2 separate regions of the Homo sapiens genome follow, and region 2 is linked to region 1. A link is a loop called in an ENCODE intact Hi-C map of the cell type or tissue named here. Cell type or tissue: Calu3. All regions are shown on one strand. Links, peaks and the distances in the headings refer to the core of each region. The heading gives the core; the rest is flanking DNA. Region 1 overlaps LOC105376815 (a long non-coding RNA gene). Region 2 has its middle 110 kb from the start of IFFO2.

Region 1 (8,639 bases), core at 1-8,000:
ACATATTTTAAATATATAATGTTGTGTATTTGCCCCTACTGAGTATTTTTATCACCAACAGTTCACCATATCATTATTAGAAAACCTCCTAACTTTTGTATTTTTAGTAGAGATGGGGTTTTGCCATGTTGGCCAGGCTGGTTTCGAACTCCTGACCTCAAGTGATCCGCCTGCCTTAGCATCCCATAGGTATCTCTATGCTGAATTTTGAACAAATTCTATTGTTGTCCATTCTATTGTCGGAGATTTAATTTCTTCCAATTATTACTAATAAATAACTCTCCTCTGAAGGTTCTTGATATCTAAACTATTTGCTAGAACCACTAGTGACTTCCTTTGTTTGTTTGAGACAGGGTCTCCCTCTGTCACTCAGGCTGGAGTGCAGTGGCACGATCACAGCTCACTACAGCCTCAATCTAATATGTTGATATTTTTGTAAAGATGGGGTTTCACCATGTTGCCCAAGATGGGTCTCAAACTCCTGGGCGCAAGCGATCCTTCCACCTCTGCCTCGCAGAGTGCTGGGATTACATATGTGAGTTACCGAGCCCGGCCTACAAATGACTTCTTAGGAAGAAGCCTTCAAATAGGGAAGAGGACTGGGCCAAAGGGCATGAACTTTAAAAAGTCTCTTGACAGCTGTAGTCAAATTTATTTTCATCGTGGAACAGAAAGGTTGCTGGTCAAAGCTTCCAGATGGTGATATCTGTGCTCCTTTTGGCATATTTCATTCATCCTAAGCACCAGGCAAAGATGGCGGGGGTCTGAGCCGCAGCCCTCTGTCTGTTACCTGTCCATCTGTGCTCTTCCCTCCCTCTTGCTGCAAACAAATTAACATAGAGACCCGAAATCTCCCGCATCTATCTACCCTTTGAGTCCCTGCTCAGAGGGCAATCTTGGGCCAGTAGTTGCAGCTCAGTGAAGGCCTGAGTTTGGCTTCCTCTCACCGGTCCTTAATGGTGCATGAATTTTTTTAATGGGTTTCCTATGAAGCGCGAGGCAGTTATTTCCTGGTGACTTTTATTGAACCCAAAGCTTGACTGAAGTTTGAATAAACCGAGGCAGGTGGTAACAGAGCATGAAGTGGCTTAGTCTGTGGTCAGCCCTCATTTTAAAAATAAATCACTTTTCAAAGGGCGTAGTCACCTCCGCTACCATCATCAACGACAAACCAGACTTACCTGTGCACAGAGAGCCCTCACTGTGGGTGTGCAGCCGCCCTCCCCTGCCCTGTGCCTCGCCTGTTCAGTCCCGCCCTGATTCTAGTGACATGTCAATCCCACCCGAAAAACCATCCCAGTTGCCCCAGCTGAAATTAATCTCTCCACCCGTGAGAGCTGTACTTGGTGCTGAGGTCTTTATACAGCTCATCCCACTCATTGCTCACACAGCCCTACCAACACTTGGTGGTCCCATTTGATAGCCAAGAAAACCCAGGCTCTGAGCAGAGCGGGAACTTGCTCAAACAAGAAAGCAACAGAGCCGGGATTGGAAGGCAGGTCATCTGTCTCTAGAGGTCAGCTGCCTGTCCCTGCCCATGTCCAAGGGTCATTTGTGAATCATGTGCATGGCTTGGAATCTTTTCCTGCTTACGTTGCGGATGGAGCCCTGGTATGGGAACCCATGTCTGTTGTGTTTAATTATTATCTGGTACCTAGAATGCCCCACTGGCCATTCCCTGGATAACCTGGGCTTAGCACAGGGCTGGGCACAGAGCGGGTGCCAGAGATGCTTGAGGAATTGCTTTTTGCTTTTCCTTTTCCTTCCTTCTTCCATCCCTTTGTTCCCAAGGAATGATCTTGGATGATGATGGTTGTTGCAAGAAAAATATATCGAGGAAGGGGAAATGTCTTCATCTCCACCCTTATAGATCAACTTTTTGTTATTTTTTTTTTTGAGACAGAATCTTGCTCTGTCGCCAGGCTGGAGTGCAGTGGTGGCATCTCAGCTCACTGTAAGCTCCGCCTCCCAGGTTCAAGTGATTCTTCTGCCTCAGCCTCGGGAGTAGCTGGGATTACAGGCGCGTGCCACCACATCCAGCTAATTTTTGTATTTTTAGTAGAGACGGGGTTTCACCATGTTGGCCGGGATGGTCTTGATCTCTTGACCTTGTGATCTGCCTGCCTCAGCCTCCCAAAGTGCTGGGATTACAGGTGTGAACCACCGTGCCTGGCCTGTAGATCAACTTTTTATATAGAGAGAGACCTGAGTTATCTAAATCACTCATCCCTAAACCTACTATGATCTTAAAGAAAGCAATACAAACTTTAGGTAGTTCAATATCTAATATTCGTAAAAGTTGATGTAGCAGTTTAAGCGGTGACATGATACTTCCCAGAGTTCCATATGACAAGCACCATCCCCTCCCTTTTCCTATTTTCCTTTCCTTATGTATTTTCGGAGTGGCCCTCTGTGCCAAACACCAACCAGGCTGGGGATACAGTGGTGACATAGCCTCAGTTTTCTTGGTGCTCACTATTGGGTCAGGATGACAGATGGCTACTAGTCAGGGACCACCCAATAAGAGGTCATTATTGGCTGGGCGTGGTGGCTCATGCCTGTAATCCTAGCACTTTGGGAGGCCGAGGCAGGTGGATCACCTGAGGTCAGGAGCTCAAGACAAGCCTGGCCAACATAGTGAAACCACGTCTCTACTAAAAATACAAAAAAAGTAGCCAGGTGTGGTGGCAGATGCCTGTAATCCCAGCTACTAGGAGGCTGAGGCAGGAGAATCGCTTGAACCTGGGAGGCGGAGGTTGTAGTGAGCCGAGATTGCGCCATTGGCAACAAGAGTCTGGGCAACGAGAGCGAAACTGTGTCTCAAAAAAAAAAAGTCATTATTTAGCATATTTGTAAGACAAATATTGTCTGGATCGCGGACCTGAATTTTCTTCTACTTCTGGAACAAAAGGGTAGGCACCATCGCCAGTGTGTGATTTGCTTTTCAGCAGTCGTCCAGGAATTCCACTGCCCCTCCTAGGCTACCCCCTGGTGGCCTCACGGATGCCGTTTCCTGGAAAGGCAAGTGCTGAGTTTAGCTGGGCTCAGGGAGGCCTCCCATGGGAAACTGTTGTTCTGTGTGTTGGGCTGAAGTTTACTGTTAACTCAAACCCAACCATGGTATTGTTTTTCAAATAACAGAAAAATAAAACTGATGGGTAGAATATTTTCAGTGATCAGTTTTTCGGTACCCACTGCTCTTTGTGTAGGTATATGATAGTGTCTCATCTAGCCCCAAATTAAGTTTAATCCATTGATGTTTCATAACGTTTGCTGCAAAGCCACTTGATCACACTGGGAGCTGCTGGTCTGGGATATCGGAGCAGGAAGCTGCCCTCAGGGCTGCCAGCTCAGTCATCTTCCCATCTTTCCTATGTCCGCAGTCCTCCTGGCCCCTCACTGCTCTGCCCCTGGTAAGCTGACCTTCCTGGCCTGGGATAAGCCACGGTTCTGCAGGGGCTCTGCTTGCCCCTTCTCTCTGCCTGGGTGATGGCTGGTCGTCTTTCCCATCTCCCACTCTGTTTGTGCCCTGGGAAGTCTTCCCTGTCCCACCCCTGCTCACCTCAGACTGGCTCAAGCCCCCATTGCAAGCTCTTAGAGCACCAGAGAGCTCCGCACTAATCACAGCTGTATTTTAATATTCACTGATGGGATCATTTGATTCACGTCTGTCTTTCCCACCAGAATATGAAACGTCTGAGGGCAAGAATCAGGAAAGCATGTGTGTGTGTCTGTGCTAATGTATGTATACACGTCGCATATACATGCTTGTATATGTGTATGTGTGTGTGTGTATGTATGTGCATATGTGCATATGTGTGTACATGTGCATATGTGTGTGTATGTGTGTTTCCTTACCATAATTTCCATTTTCTGGCATGGTACTTAACACTCACTAAGAACTCAGTAAATATTTTTGATTACATGAGTGCGTAGCATTGTATTTCTTTAGGATACTTTTGATAGTAGTGACTTCATTTTAGACACAGAGAAACTAAAGCCCAAAGATGTGACTTACATCCATCAAGATCCCGAAACTAGAAAGAGGCTGGGCTGGGATTTAAACCCAGGCCTCCAACTCAGCCCAGTGACCTTTGCACGACTCTGACTGCCAGCTCGCCTTGAGGTTTGGCGAGTTAAACAGAAGCAGAAAGTTCAGAGGAAATTTACCGCAAGGCAGAGCGTTTACCAGCCGATGACTTCACCTCCGCGGCAGTGAAAGGCTTTGCAGAAAAGCACTGAAAAGAAAATACTTTCGCAATGAATGAGCTGGGCCCGCCTGGCTCGGGCTGACTCACCAAGAAGTCTTCACTTTATAAGGACTTTACTGGGGCTCCCATAGGCATGCCTTTTTGCCCTGTATCTAGGTCTGGACAAGGGTAAGTGGTTGAACACAGGCTGCAGGGCGCCCAGCCTCGGCTGGACGCGGGCTCTGGTGGCTGCGTGTCTGGAGCCCTTGCCATCTCCTCCTGGTGTGTGCCTCCTCTATGCGGTGCCCGTCTCTCCAGCCATCCCCAGCCTGTACTTATAAACGGGTTGCGTTAATAGCACCCACCCAATTTCAGTGGATCTGGTTGCCAGATGCTCTCCTACATGTCTGGCTTCTGCAAAACCTTACCTGGTTAGGTCTGAGAGTCGAGTGTGTCCTGAGTGCTCACAAACCCCAGCCACAACCACCACCGACCCCTGCCCACTCCTCCTTTCTTTTGGCCACCCCTCTCCTCTTCTATGCTGTTTGCCCTTCAGGTCACTAAACAGGTCTGGCCACTGTGGCCGGTGTCCTCTGTGGAAATGTGGAGATTCATGCCAAGAGACTGTTTACTGAAGCTCCCCTCCCTCCCTGGGGCCATGGAGGTGTGTTCTCTGCAGATTTGGGGCAAATATTCCTCCCTGGGCAGCACTGCCCAGCCCCTGCCTGGGTCTCCCAAGAGCCACCTCTTCATGTGGCACACACCGGGCCCAATCCCATTTCCCTCCTCTCCTTCCAAGTGACCCCTGTCCCTGCGAGCTGCTCATACAAATGGATGCTCGTGTGCTGCCCAGTCCCGCTGGCTGACCCATCAGACAGTCCTGGGCCATGTTTTGATTGCTGGCAGTGAGAGATACAGAAGGCCCAGCCACTTCCATGCACCCTGAATGCTCCTTACAAACACCTTGGGAGGTCCGATTATTACCCGCCCCTCTCAGAGATGGAGAAGCTGAGGCTCAGACAGGCAAAGGAATCTGCCAAGGTCTCACATCCAGAACAGGCAGGGCATCACTGATCCCACTCTCCTGCCCCAGTCACCACGGTGTGATGCATTTGCCTGTGAGCCCAGCCTGCAGCGGAGGTTCACATGTGGGGTCAGAAAGGAGAGCCCTGTGACAAGAACGCTAGGAATGCAGGAAGGGGCCTTGAGGTGACCTCAGGAATTCTTGGCGCCCGCCAGGACAAATGATGGGAATAGCTGGGAGGGTGACATCCCACCTTGGTAGCCAGTCGTCACCAGCAGCATGCATTTGTGCTCCATCAGGGCTGGAGAATGACTAAGCTGAGGGCTGAGGGTTAGGAAGAAAAAGAAAGCATGGATGTGGCCCAAGGCCACAAGCTCTCTCAGGGGAGAGAAAGGACAGGTGTGAGCTAAGCAGTGACCCCGCAGTCCCCTGAGAGCCAGTGCCTGCTGCCGAGCGAGGGCACTATATGTCGTCACCTGGTGTCCATTCCCCAGGTTGGGGAGCAGACTTCCAGCTTTGCGCCCCATTTCAGCTGTTTCCCAGCTGTGGACCTTGGGCAAGTCACCTCCCCTTCCTGCGCCTCGGAGTCTCATCTGTAAAACGAGAATGTGAGATCCCCTACTTCATAAGGGAGTGGGGAAGATGAAATGAGACAGAGTCGTACGGGACTTGGCACATTGTGGGTGTTCAGTAAATGCAGGTTTCTCTCCTTTCACCACATGGATAGCAGCGTCAATTTCCATCTGCTTTGAAGAGAGACAAACCCAAGTTTGAATCCCACCTCTACCATTTCCTGGCTGTTTAATCTTGAGAAGCTATCTCCCCTCCCTGAACCCCAGCTTCATCTGTAGCGATGTGAATAACGCCAGCACACTTTAGGTCTTGTAGCAAGGCTCACCTAAGACAGTATGTCACGATTTCTAACAGTTTTCAGGCTCTCAGCCCAGGGTCCCGGGGTCTGGGGGGGACGGAGTTGTTCCATTTCCAACAAGCTCTTGGTGATGCTGGTACTGTGGATCTGGGGACCACACTTTGAGTCAAGTGGTGACGGAGGAAGGCCAGTGGGAGGGTGGGGGGGGGTGGAACAGAGGCAGCAGCTGGGAGACTTTTAGGTGGGCCATTGCCTTCAGGATGCCACCTGACTGAATTGGAGCTCAAGAGTATTTGGCAATGAATTAATTAATCTACTTATTTGTTTGTGCAACAAATAGATATTAAGTATCTTTTGCCATTACTTTTAATGCAAAACTAATTGCATGAATTACAATGAAAAGTAATGGCTGGCTGGGTGCAGGGGCTCACGCCTGTAATCCCAGCACTTTGGGAGGCTGAGGTGGGTTGATCATGAGGTCAGGAGTTCGAGACCAGCCTGACCAATATGGTGAAACCCTATCTCTACTAAAATACAAAAATTAGCCAGGCGTGGTGGTGCGCATCTGTAATCCCAGCTACTCAGGAGGCTGAGGCAGGAGAATCGCTTGAACCCGGGAGGCAGAGGTTGCAGTGAGCCAAGATTGTGCCATTGCACTCCAGCCTGGGCAATAGAGTGAGACTTTGTCTAAAAAAAAAAAAAAAAAGTAATGGCAAAAACTACTTAATGTTTTCGTTTTTGCCATGACTTTTAATGCAATTAATGCAATTACTTTTGCACCAACCTAATATATCAGTGCTGGGGTAGGGAGTCAGTTCCTGTCCTCTTGGGGTCTTAGTGCAGAAGGGGTCAGGAGGTGCTTTTTACACCCCAATCCCCACGAACTGTGGTTGCCCCAGCAGAGGCCACCATGAGTTCTAAGACAGGGCACTCACCCCAGCCTGAAGGTCAGGGGAGGCCAAGCTTGAGGTCCTAGGACGAGGACAAATCACCCTGTGGAGGAGGGTGGGAGAGGTGTCCGGGCAGGAGAGGTGTCTGGGCAGGTGTGGTGTGGTAAGCAAGTCACAGAGACACGCAGCCAAGACAGAGTCTATGTCTCCACCATTGTTTGACAGTCTCGTGAGGAGGCTTGGGAGGCAGGGAGAGTTGGAGTCACTGCTGTGCCCTGGCCGCCCTGTGTCACCGACATGCTATGTGACTTCTCTAAGGGACATCCCCTCCGCTTCTGTAAGGTAGAGGTGAGGATGCCTGTCTGAGTGCTTTAGGGAGGAGAAGGTTGAAAGAGACCACAGCAGTCAGGAGTCTGGCTCCTAGCAGGAGGTCAGCTACTCTCAAATCCCCTCGTGACGACAGGGAAATCCACTGTCCAAGTGTGGGGTCCTCATCTCCCTGTGGCCTCCATGGGTGGGCAGGGGTCCCCTGCCCTGTGGTGCTCACCATGCCTCCTCGACCCCGATCAGGTTGTCAGATGAGGAGGGAGAGCATGCCAGGGTCCCAGGGAGACTGGTTTGGTCAGAGCCTCAGCCCCTAAACCCCTTGTCACAGCCTGGCAAGAGACCAGAGACCTGGCTGAGATAACAGGGTTATTGCCACAAACAGACTCCTCCAGATAAAGAGGGAAGAATAAGAACCTTGTTTGTCCTCTCCTGGCCTGACACCCAGTAGCATTCTACCTCCCAGATGGCTGGGCTGCTGTGACCCAGGGCTGACCTGACTTCAGAACTGCCTCTTGGTGCCCACCCTCCTCTGGCCCACTTCCCACTCCCCACTCCTGACCCCACCTGCTTATCTGTTTATTTTTCCCATGAGAGTTTATGTATTTTCCCAGAGGGTGCAGTGTGGTGTAGGAGAAAGGGCATGGAAATCCACAGGAGGTCTGAGCTTGGATCTCTGGGATCCAGTCCTCTGGGTGGGCTGCTTACCTCGGGGGTGACCCACTGTCCTGGTTTGCCTGGGACTAAAGGGGTTCCTGAGACATGGGACTTCCAGTTTTAGAACTGGGACAGTGCCAAGAAACTGGGGATGTGTTGATCGCTCTGTTTACCTCTCTGAACCTCAATTTGCTCATATCTAAAACCAGGATAGTTACTATCTGTCGGAGGACGAAATGGGATAATGCAGGGAAGCATCTAGCACATGGTGAGTCCTCAGTGATGGTTTTGGTTATTTATTTCCCTGCCTGGAGGAAATTGCAGGGCCTTGACCTTGCATTTCTCACCTCCCTATTCCCAGGAACTTTTCTCAACAGTGCATTTGAGAACTCACTAAACCCATCTGTTGTACTTTGCCCCGAATGGCTTTCGATTGACAAAGTTCAAGCAATAGAGACAGCTTAGTAAAGGGAGACAGATGGAAAATCAGGAGACTGGGCCCACTCTTGACTCTGCCACTAACTTGCTGTGTGACCTTGGGGAAATTGCTTTGCCTCTCTGGGCCTCCATTTTTCCATCTACAAAATGGAAGATTGGACTGGATAGTGCTAAGTGTACCTTCCAGCTGTAACATGCAGTGATTCTGCAGTACTGATGCTCATTACCCTGTGAGCTGCAATGGG
Region 2 (8,639 bases), core at 278-8,277, 55 kb before region 1:
AGCCATCTCCACAACCCTATGCCTAACTCTGGGATGAAGGGCAATAAATCCAAACCTGATTCCAGTAAGAGGCTGGAGCAGGTGGGCCCATGAGGGCCCTTCCCCACCAACCCCTGCCCTTTGCTGTTCCTGCAGCAAGGCTGTGCTGAGACCCTGGAACATGCTGGAGGCAGAGCTGGCTCAGACGCAGGCTGGAGTGCCCAAGTCAGGGCTCCTGCCCGGCTCCTGCTCCGGGCCCTGCCCCTTCCTCCTCCTGTCATAGATCACCTCAGGGCAGGGCCATTCCTTTGCCTGGAGCTAGCTCTGGTCTCCGAGACCACAACAAGTCCTTTTCAAGCTGGAGCAGTTCCCAGCAGCACCAAGAGGATGGCAGAGAGGGACAAGGTAAATCCCCAGGCTGAGCTCCCTGGAGCTGGCTGCTGACGCTTACCTGGGGCGAGGCCTGGACGAATCCTCCGCCTTCTCTTGGTGCCCTTGGCCTTCTTTCTGACCCCATCCTGGCTGGTGGCTCAGATGCAATAGGGGGAGCAGAGTAGCCTCTGAACAGGAAGGGAGCCGAGAGCCAGCCTTTACTCAGGGCCCGCGGGAAGCTGGTGTTTCACCTGCAGCACGTCCTTCCATCCTTGCGGCCATCCCAAGTGGCAGGTGGTATTCCCTTCTCCACACAGGTAAACAGGTGCAGAGAGGCTAATGACCTACGCAGGCTCACACAGCGAAGTGTGGAGCCACGATGAGAACCCAGATGTGTTTGGCTCTGAAACCCCCTTTTCAGAGAGTGTTGCTGGCCTGGGGAGACTGGTTGCTGTTCATGCTGGGGTGCGGGGACCAGAAGGAGGAAGAGGGTGAAGGCTGACTTAGGGAGTGTGACCCAGTTTGCTCTCTCCTGTCCCCATGGCCAGCGGAGGCAGCCTCAGGGCCCTGTACCTGAGGATGCGGCTGAGAGGTACATGTCCTAGGACTAAACAGTTGCATTGCATGGGCTCTGAATTTGGGGTGCCACTTCCCATCAGAGGGCAAGGGCCGCATGGCATAGAGGCAAGACCGAGGGCTCCAGAGGGGGCCCAGCTCTGCTGTGGGACTTGAGCAAGTTTCCTAACCTCTCTGTGTGGGTGAAGATTCAAGGAACAAATACAGAAGGTCCTAGAACCTGGCACAGCCCCGGCACAGCTGGCCTTAGCTGTGACCGTCAGTGTTACTGTATCAGTGTGTCAAGGAATCACAGATGACTGGATGTGATGGCTCACGCTTGTAATCCCAGCACTTTGGGAGGCCGAGGCGGGTGGCTCACTTGAGGCCAGAAGTTTGAGACCAGCCTGGCCAACTTGACAAAACCCCATCTCTACTAAAAATACAAAAATTATCCGGGCATGGTGGTGGGTGCCTGTAATCCCAGCTACTTGGGAGGCTGAGGCAGGAGAATCGCTTGAACCCTGGGAGGCAGAGGTTGCAGTGAGCCGTGATCGCGCTACTGCACTCCAACCTGGGTGATAGAGCAAGATTCCATCTCAAAACAACAGCAGCAACAACAACAAAAACCAGGAATCACAGAATGTCTGGGGGAGGATCTCTTAGGCTCCACAGCACCCCTCTCCTTATCTTACGGGTGTCAGGACAGATACCCAACCTGACATGCACACACACATGTACACGCCTTCCAGGCACTCACGAGTTCAGTTGCTTTGGTGACATCTGTTTGCTTTCCATGCTTTATTTCTGTCTCTCTGCTCTGTGTTTCCTGCCCTGGGGGGGCTACTCCCTTCCTCCCCATCCTTATCTGTTGCTCAGTCTTGGAGCTTGGCCTGGTACCCATGAGTTGCCAACCTGCCCCCTTTGGCCTCCTTAACAGGCCTGGAGAAGCTGAGCAAGGCATGTGCAGAGGCAGAACCGTTTCTGCTGCCGCCTGGCCGGGTCAGAGGGACCCTGCCCTCCAGAGCATCAGGGCCCCAGCCTGGGATGGGAGGGCTACCGGCTGCCATCCGCCCTGGGAGCTGCCCCTGGCCAAGGGTGCCGGGGTCGGCACCCACTGCGTTTCACTCTGTGCCCCTTTGCCCTGACTTCAGAGCTTGAAGGTGAACTCTGACCCCTTCACTCTAGGGTTGGGGACAGTGGGCATGGAGAGCAGGAGCGGAGTTGCCTGAGGCCCCCAACTTGCAGTCCATCACTTTCCCACATCGCACACAGGCCAACAGGGTCCCGGGCACGTGGGGCCTGGCAGCACTCCAGGTGGGCACCCAGCAGTGTGATGACTTCCTGGAGGAAAGAGTGGGGTGGGAGGTGCCTGGCTTGAAGTGTGGGGGGAGCTGGTGCTCTGTTTTAGGGGTCAAAGTGACGATGGAGTATGAAGACAAGTATCCCGCCAGCTCACCTCCTCTGGCTACTCCTGGCTCTGAGTCGGTGCCGATCTCCGGCCACTGCCACAAGCCCCAGTGACCTTCAGCATCTGCAGCAGGTTGCGGGCTTCCTCCTGAGGGGTGTGGGGTGCCAGCCTCTGGCAGCCTCTCGGGACATTGCCAGAGGTTGGGCAGGCCTCTCAGGAAAAGGGAGATGAGCTTCTGGGGCGCTGGGGTGAGGAAGCTGTGGTGGGAGGTATCTAAGGTCACCACCTCTGACGGTGGTGGGACCCACAGTGGGTATGGGGCAGCAGGATCTGTGCTTTGCTGAGTTTCTGAGTCAGGGGGCTGGGACAGGACCAGAATTAGCCCCAGGTGCCAAGTTTACAGGGGGAAGTCATCCAGAGCCCCGAACTCTCACGCAGGATGGGAGGTGGGGGTGTTCTGGGCATGGGCAGGAGTGAAGGGCACAGGGTCTCAGGCTCATTGTTCTTTGGACTCTGTTCCTTAGATCCCTCTGCTGCCTTTGGCCAATGACCTTGACACCCCATCCACCCCTTCTGTCCACAAGCCAGCTTGGTCCCGACAAGGAGTCCTGGCTGGACCCCTTGTTAGGCTGTTCCCGGCTTCAGAGATCTGGGAACTGTACCAGAGTTGTATTTACTGAGCACCCACTCCAGCAGGATCACCATGCCTCACGTGATCTCCAGTCCTTTTACTGTTGTTCTTCCTGTTTTACAGATGAGGAACCTTAGGCTCAGAGAGGCAAACTCACCTACCCAAGGCTGCACAGCACGTAAGTGAGATGCAGCCTCCCTGTCCAGCCAGCCTGAGCCCTGCTTCTTCACCTGGCCCTGCTCCCCATCTGGTCTGGGCACGGATTGGGTTAGATCATCCCAGCTCCCAGCAGGAGGGCACAGCTCTGGGATCCAGGGTTTGGCCAGGTGCCCAGCAGGCAGGCAGGGCAGCCACAGCCAAGGGTTAACTGGCCGCAGGCTGGGAGCCGTGCTCGGGGCTGGGCGGACAAGGTGCAAGGCCCTGGGAACCAGCTCCAGGCCGGGCTGACAGGGAGCTCCGCAGGCACCCCCATCAGCCCTCGTGCCAGAACAAACAGGGCAATTAGGAGGTGGCTTTTGTTTGGTGGGGCCTGAATGCTGGGCATGGAGCTGCTGGCGCTTCAGCCCCTACCCCCTCATGTGGCGGGAATCTGCTCGTTCACGGGACAGGGTCACATGCGGAGTGTCACAGCAGACAAAAGGACAATGCCACTCTGTTTCCTCGCCCAGTTTCAGAAGTGATGGCTGGAGGGCTGCTGCTTTTCACAGCACAGTGTGAATGGGGCCACCAGTCCCTCCCTCCCTTCCTGTCCCGGCAGCCAAAAGGGCTCCAGTCACCTCAAGAGCCATCGATCACAGGGGTGGCCCAGGCCATGGGACGCGGGCCCAGCACCTTCCCATTTCCCTCGCTCTGGGTTCTGCCTTGGGGCCCCACTTGGAACCCACTGTGCAGGGCTGGATTCCATACCCGACGGTCGTGTCCCGAGTCACCTCTCTGAGGCAGGCACTGTTAATCCCATTCCAATGAGGGAATCGGGGCTCGAGGATGAGGTTGCTTCACCCAAAGGAGGGGCTTGGGTTAGGGCTGCTGGGTGAAATTCAAGGTGCCAAGTTAAATCTGAATCTCACATAAACACCAAATACATGTAAACCTCTGACGGTGGCGGGACCCACAACGGGTATCGGGCAGTGGGATCTGTGCTTTGCTAGGTTCCTGAGCCCAGTGGGCTGGGACAGGACCAGAATTAGATCCAGGTGCCAAGTTTACAGGGGGCTCAGCCAGCGCCCTGAACTATTACAGTCTTTAGTATGGAGTATACTAAAAAAACATGACTCACCATTTCTCTGAAATACAAACTTCCCTGGACAGCCTGTATTTTTATTGACTAAATCTGGCAGTCCTGGCACAGGTGCTCACAGGACGTGCTGAGTTAAGCCAGCTCAGGCCCTGACCTCAGGGAGCCCCCTCTGCTTCAGAGAGACAAGTCCCAGACACAGGTTCCCACATGGAGGCCGTCGGAGCAGCAGGTGCCCTTGCCTGGAAGCCAGGACAGGCCTGGAGTGTCAGGAACAGGGACGTCGAGGGGCTGGTGAAGGGGCCAATCTGAGCGCCACGAGGGCCCTGAAGTGCTGTGAGCAGGGGAGGCAGGTTCCAGAAGCCTCAGGACCCCGCCTTTCTGCAGCGTTTCCTCTCCACAGGACTGTGCTGAGTCCTGGGGAGGGGGTGGGGGCTGCTCCAGGCGGCTCCCCAGCCCCTCCCTGCCTCGTCTCTCTGAGGCCGCTCCCTCCTCTGCCCCACCACACCTGCCAGCTCTGCATGGGGCCCCGAAGCCAGGGCTGGGTGGAAAGTGGTTGAGGTTGGAGTCTGGGGCCAGATTGGGTTCAGGGCTGGCTGGGCAACAGCCCTTCACCTGGCCAGGCCTTCGGTTTCATGTGTAAAGCAAACATGCCTCATTGGATTCACCAAGAGCCTGGCACAGAGGCGGCGCTGGAAGTGCGTCATTGGAGTTATGAAGGACCTACTCCCAGGAAGGGTCTTCACAGAAGCGGTTTCCGTTCCGTCTAAGGAAAACACAGCTGACAGCAGGGCTCCCACAGTGACAAGAGCTGTTTGGAGGTAGTGAGTCCCCTGTCATTGGAGGTATCCAAGCAGAGGCCAGTCTACTGGCCGTGCCTCAGATGTGTCACTTGGGAGGTGACAATGTCAACGGTCATTTCCAACTCTATGGGCTGGGTGGCAGGTGGAAAGTTCAAGGGCTTTGGTGTCAGACAGTCCTGGGTTCTAATTCTGGCTATGCGACCTTGGACAAGCTGCTTCCCCAGCAACCTCAGTTTTGCCCCTTGTAAAAGGCAGTCAGCAGCCTTGCCTCACAGGATAGATGTGACATGTTTGTTTGCAAAGTGCCCAGCTCTGAGCAGATGCCAAGGAGTTGTGGGTTCTAAGACACATCTCCCTGATGTGGGAACAGAGGCTTCTGAGAAGCCTTCCAGGGCCCGGCTGGGAACCACCCCGTCCTCCTCCCGGTTACCCTGGCTGGCACCCCAGCCGCAGGGTTGGACTGCGGTAAGAATGGCAGACAGGTTTCTCAGAATCCAAACGGACCCTGGGGACAGCGGTGGCTCAGAGGGGAGAGCCCTCTGCCTCCCTGGGGCCTGACGTTCCAGGGTTGGGATGGTGGGGCCCGGAGCCTGGACTGCGCTTGCCTACCTGCCAGGGAAGGCAAGGCAGCCTTGAACCAGAGGGGCGGGCAGGGATGGGCCCAGGCTGGGCTTCCTTCCCTGCCATGTCGTGCTGCTCTGAGCACCACACAGGGTGGCGTCCGGCCTGGGAGAGCCATCAGCACAAGACGGCTGGCATGCCCATGGCTGTTTTCATTCCATTAACTCCTGAAGGGTGGCGGACCCTCAGGGGTCAGATCCAACCAACCTCAGACAGGGAAACTGAGGCCCAGGAGGGGCAGGGCCTTGCACAAGATCATGGTATCAGGCACTACCAGGCCCACAGCCTCATCAAGAAGCGGGCGTAGGTGCTGTTCAGACCAGGGCTGGGCCGCCAGGTGCTTCCCACACCGCAATTACCTGCCAAGGTGTGCCTCGCTCCGTGGGAAGTGCTTACGGGGAGTTTCATCCTATAACCACCCCGTGAGGCCGGCACTATTACTTGCATCTTCCAGACAAGGAAACTGAGGCCACTCCGTCCAAAGTGACAAACAGGGATTTAAGTCCAAATCCAAGACCATCCCCTTTGCCACCTCATCTTGGTCCGCAGTCCAGCTGGACATTACCTGGGAAATATACAGACTTGACTGGCCAGGACTGTGGGGACAGACACAAAGAACTTATTGTCCCAGAGGCTGACCTGGCTGAAAATGGCAGATCAATTCCAGCAGAGCTTACCAAACTGGGGTGGCAAATCCTGCCTGCTTTTGGACAGCCAGCAAGGAAGAATGGTTTTCACATTTGTAAAGGGCTGGAAGAATATGCGACAGATACCAGAGGTGGCCCTCAAAGCCCAAGACATTTCCTGCTTGGCCCTTTCTAGGAAAAGTTGCTAAGCCCTGGCTGAGAAAAAGGCTGGCCCAGGGATCTCTGGAGGATTACAGGAGAGAGACACAGGCCTGGGAACCACCGCGCCTGCCCCAGCGCCCATCCTCCAGGCCACCTGCCCATCTCTCTGCCAATGCTAGGGAGGGAGGCAGCTTAGGTGGGAGGACACTGGCCTTGGGAGTCAGACAGACTGAGTTCCAGGTGGAACTCTGCCTCTTGCTGACTGTGTGGCCTTGGGCACTTGAATTCACCTCTCTGAACCTCACTTTCTTCATCTGTAAAATGGAGATGTTAATACCTACCTCGAAGGGTTGGCCAGGTGCGGTGGCTCACGCCTGTAATCCCAGCACTTTGGGAGGTCAAGGTGGGCAGATCACTTGAGGTCAGGAGTTCAAGACCAGCCTGGCCAACATGGCAAAACCCTGTCTCTACTAAAAATATAAAAATTACCCAGGTGTAGTGGTGCGCGCCTATAATCCCAGCTACTTGGGAGGCTGAGGCAGGAGAATTGCTTGAACCCAGGAGGCGGAGGTTGCAGTGAGCTAAGATGGTACCACTGCACTCCAGCCTGGGCGACAGAGCAAGACTCCATCTCAAACAAACAAACAAACAAAAAACAAAACAAAAAAGAGTTGTTGTAAGAATAGAGATGATTACCGGTAACAGCAGCAGCCGGGGAGCTGGCGGGGCTACTCTGAGAGCTTCGCGTTTGACCTCCTGGGCTTCATAGCCACCTTAGGAGCCCACTCTCCAGGTGAGGAAACTGAGCTTTGGAGAGCTCTAAGGACTTGGTGGCTGACTGCCAAGCTTACCCACTGCACCCTCACTGAGACAGCGTCCAGGCTCTGTCCCAGGGAACAAGAGGACATTGGTGTCACCGCCGGAGGGTGGGGCGCTGAGAGGCGTGTGGTAGCAAGTGGCAGAAGACCCAATGCAAAGCGGCCTGGACAGTGAGGGGAACTTACTGTGGTCTTGGGCACGTGTCAGCAAGTCTAGGGGCAGGTTGGCCCCAGGAGTCTGACCCGGCAGCTCAGGCCTGCAGGGACCCGGGCCTTTGAGGAGTCTGTGGGCTCTGTCCCCAGGCCGGTGTCCTTCAGAGTCCCTAGCAGGTCCAGAGGAAGCAGGGTTTGCTGGTCCCTGAGTCCTCTTCTCAGGACAGCTCTCCTGGAAGCCCCTGTGAGCGTCCCCTCACCCCACGTCCTGGGGTTGGGCAGGGCAGGGCAGGTCCCTGAAGCCCCTGGGAATGCCTGTGGCTGTGCAGCGATGCCAGTGACTGTCCACCCCGGCTACCCAGCATCCCTCCCTCCCTTCCTTCTTGTTAAAAGAACTGGTCAACACAGGCTGCCACACTCTAGACACAGAACATGGCTGTGCCCACAGCCACCACCATGCCACCTGCCCCTACCTAGATCCTGCTTCTTTGCATCACTGGCTCTGGGGTCAAATCTGCACAAGTGCATCTGATTGGCTGAGCTAGGTCCCATGACCATGCAGCTGCAAGAGAGGCTGGGAAAGCACTAGAGGATCCTGTGGGCGTGGCCTCCTGCAAGTTGCAGGTGGGTGGGTCCCAGACCAGGAGGTGGTTTCAGAGGCTGGGTTGCCAGCCCAGCTTATCCAGGCACGAGCTTGAAAAACAGAGATGGGATTTTACAGGGGAGCTTTGGTGTCAGACTGGCTCTGCCATCTGCCATGCTGTGTACCCTGGGCAAATTGCTCAGCCTCTCTGGGCCTCAGTTTCTTCATCCCTACAGAGGGAGTACTACTACCTATGGGAGGACTGACTGAGATTATGGCTGCTAAGCACTTAACACAACGCCTGGACAAGCCAGCAGGACCTGTCATTAACCACCACACGACCGTTATTGTGAGCCACCCACAGCACCTGGCACAGGGCGCGACCAGCAGACATCCACTGAACCTGTTCCCAGTCCTGCAGCACGAGACTCAAAGCCAGGTGTCCCTGGATGAAGGGATTTTAAGGGAAGGAGAAATCACATCTGGTTGGAGGATGGTGTCCAGGCATCAGGAAGGACTTCCTGTAGGAGGTGGTGTTCAAGACAGGGGTTCCTAAGTAGAGAAAGCTGAATCTCAGAGGGGTCGAGGAGGGCTGTTGTGGAGGGTTCTGGAGGGAGGCCAGCCCCTGAGGGCCTAGGTGTGTCTTGCAGCCAGTGTAGGCTACCAGGTGAATTTCTTGGGTAAGGCCTGG

Evidence for each region. Hi-C counts contacts between places; a loop is a spot of excess contacts. Peaks named below come from ENCODE experiments on the same cell type or tissue, not always from the same donor. Only the 100,000 strongest peaks of a DNase experiment are listed, where the experiment ranks them.
Region 2: a loop joins it to region 1, with 4 times the contacts of the local background. A loop is called at or near these places in 20 of 110 quality-filtered maps.

The regions. Positions count from the first base shown.
Region 1 is chr1:19,006,843-19,015,481 of GRCh38, reverse strand. The region is part of intron 1 of LOC105376815 (a long non-coding RNA gene); the gene reads left to right. Among named protein-coding and RNA genes, the nearest start is that of IFFO2, 54 kb to the right of the region's middle. RefSeq lists enhancers at 2,640-3,551, 4,151-4,210, 3,626-4,825, 6,554-7,197. In Calu3, for the core only: no CTCF peak of the experiment used is centred there; DNase peaks (open chromatin) are centred at 2,991, 4,221, 4,771, 5,421 and 1 weaker place.
Region 2 is chr1:19,062,126-19,070,764 of GRCh38, reverse strand. No RefSeq gene overlaps it. Among named protein-coding and RNA genes, the nearest start is that of IFFO2, 110 kb to the right of the region's middle. RefSeq lists an enhancer at 1-824 and a silencer at 2,036-2,330. In Calu3, for the core only: no CTCF peak of the experiment used is centred there; DNase peaks (open chromatin) are centred at 3,454 and 4,348.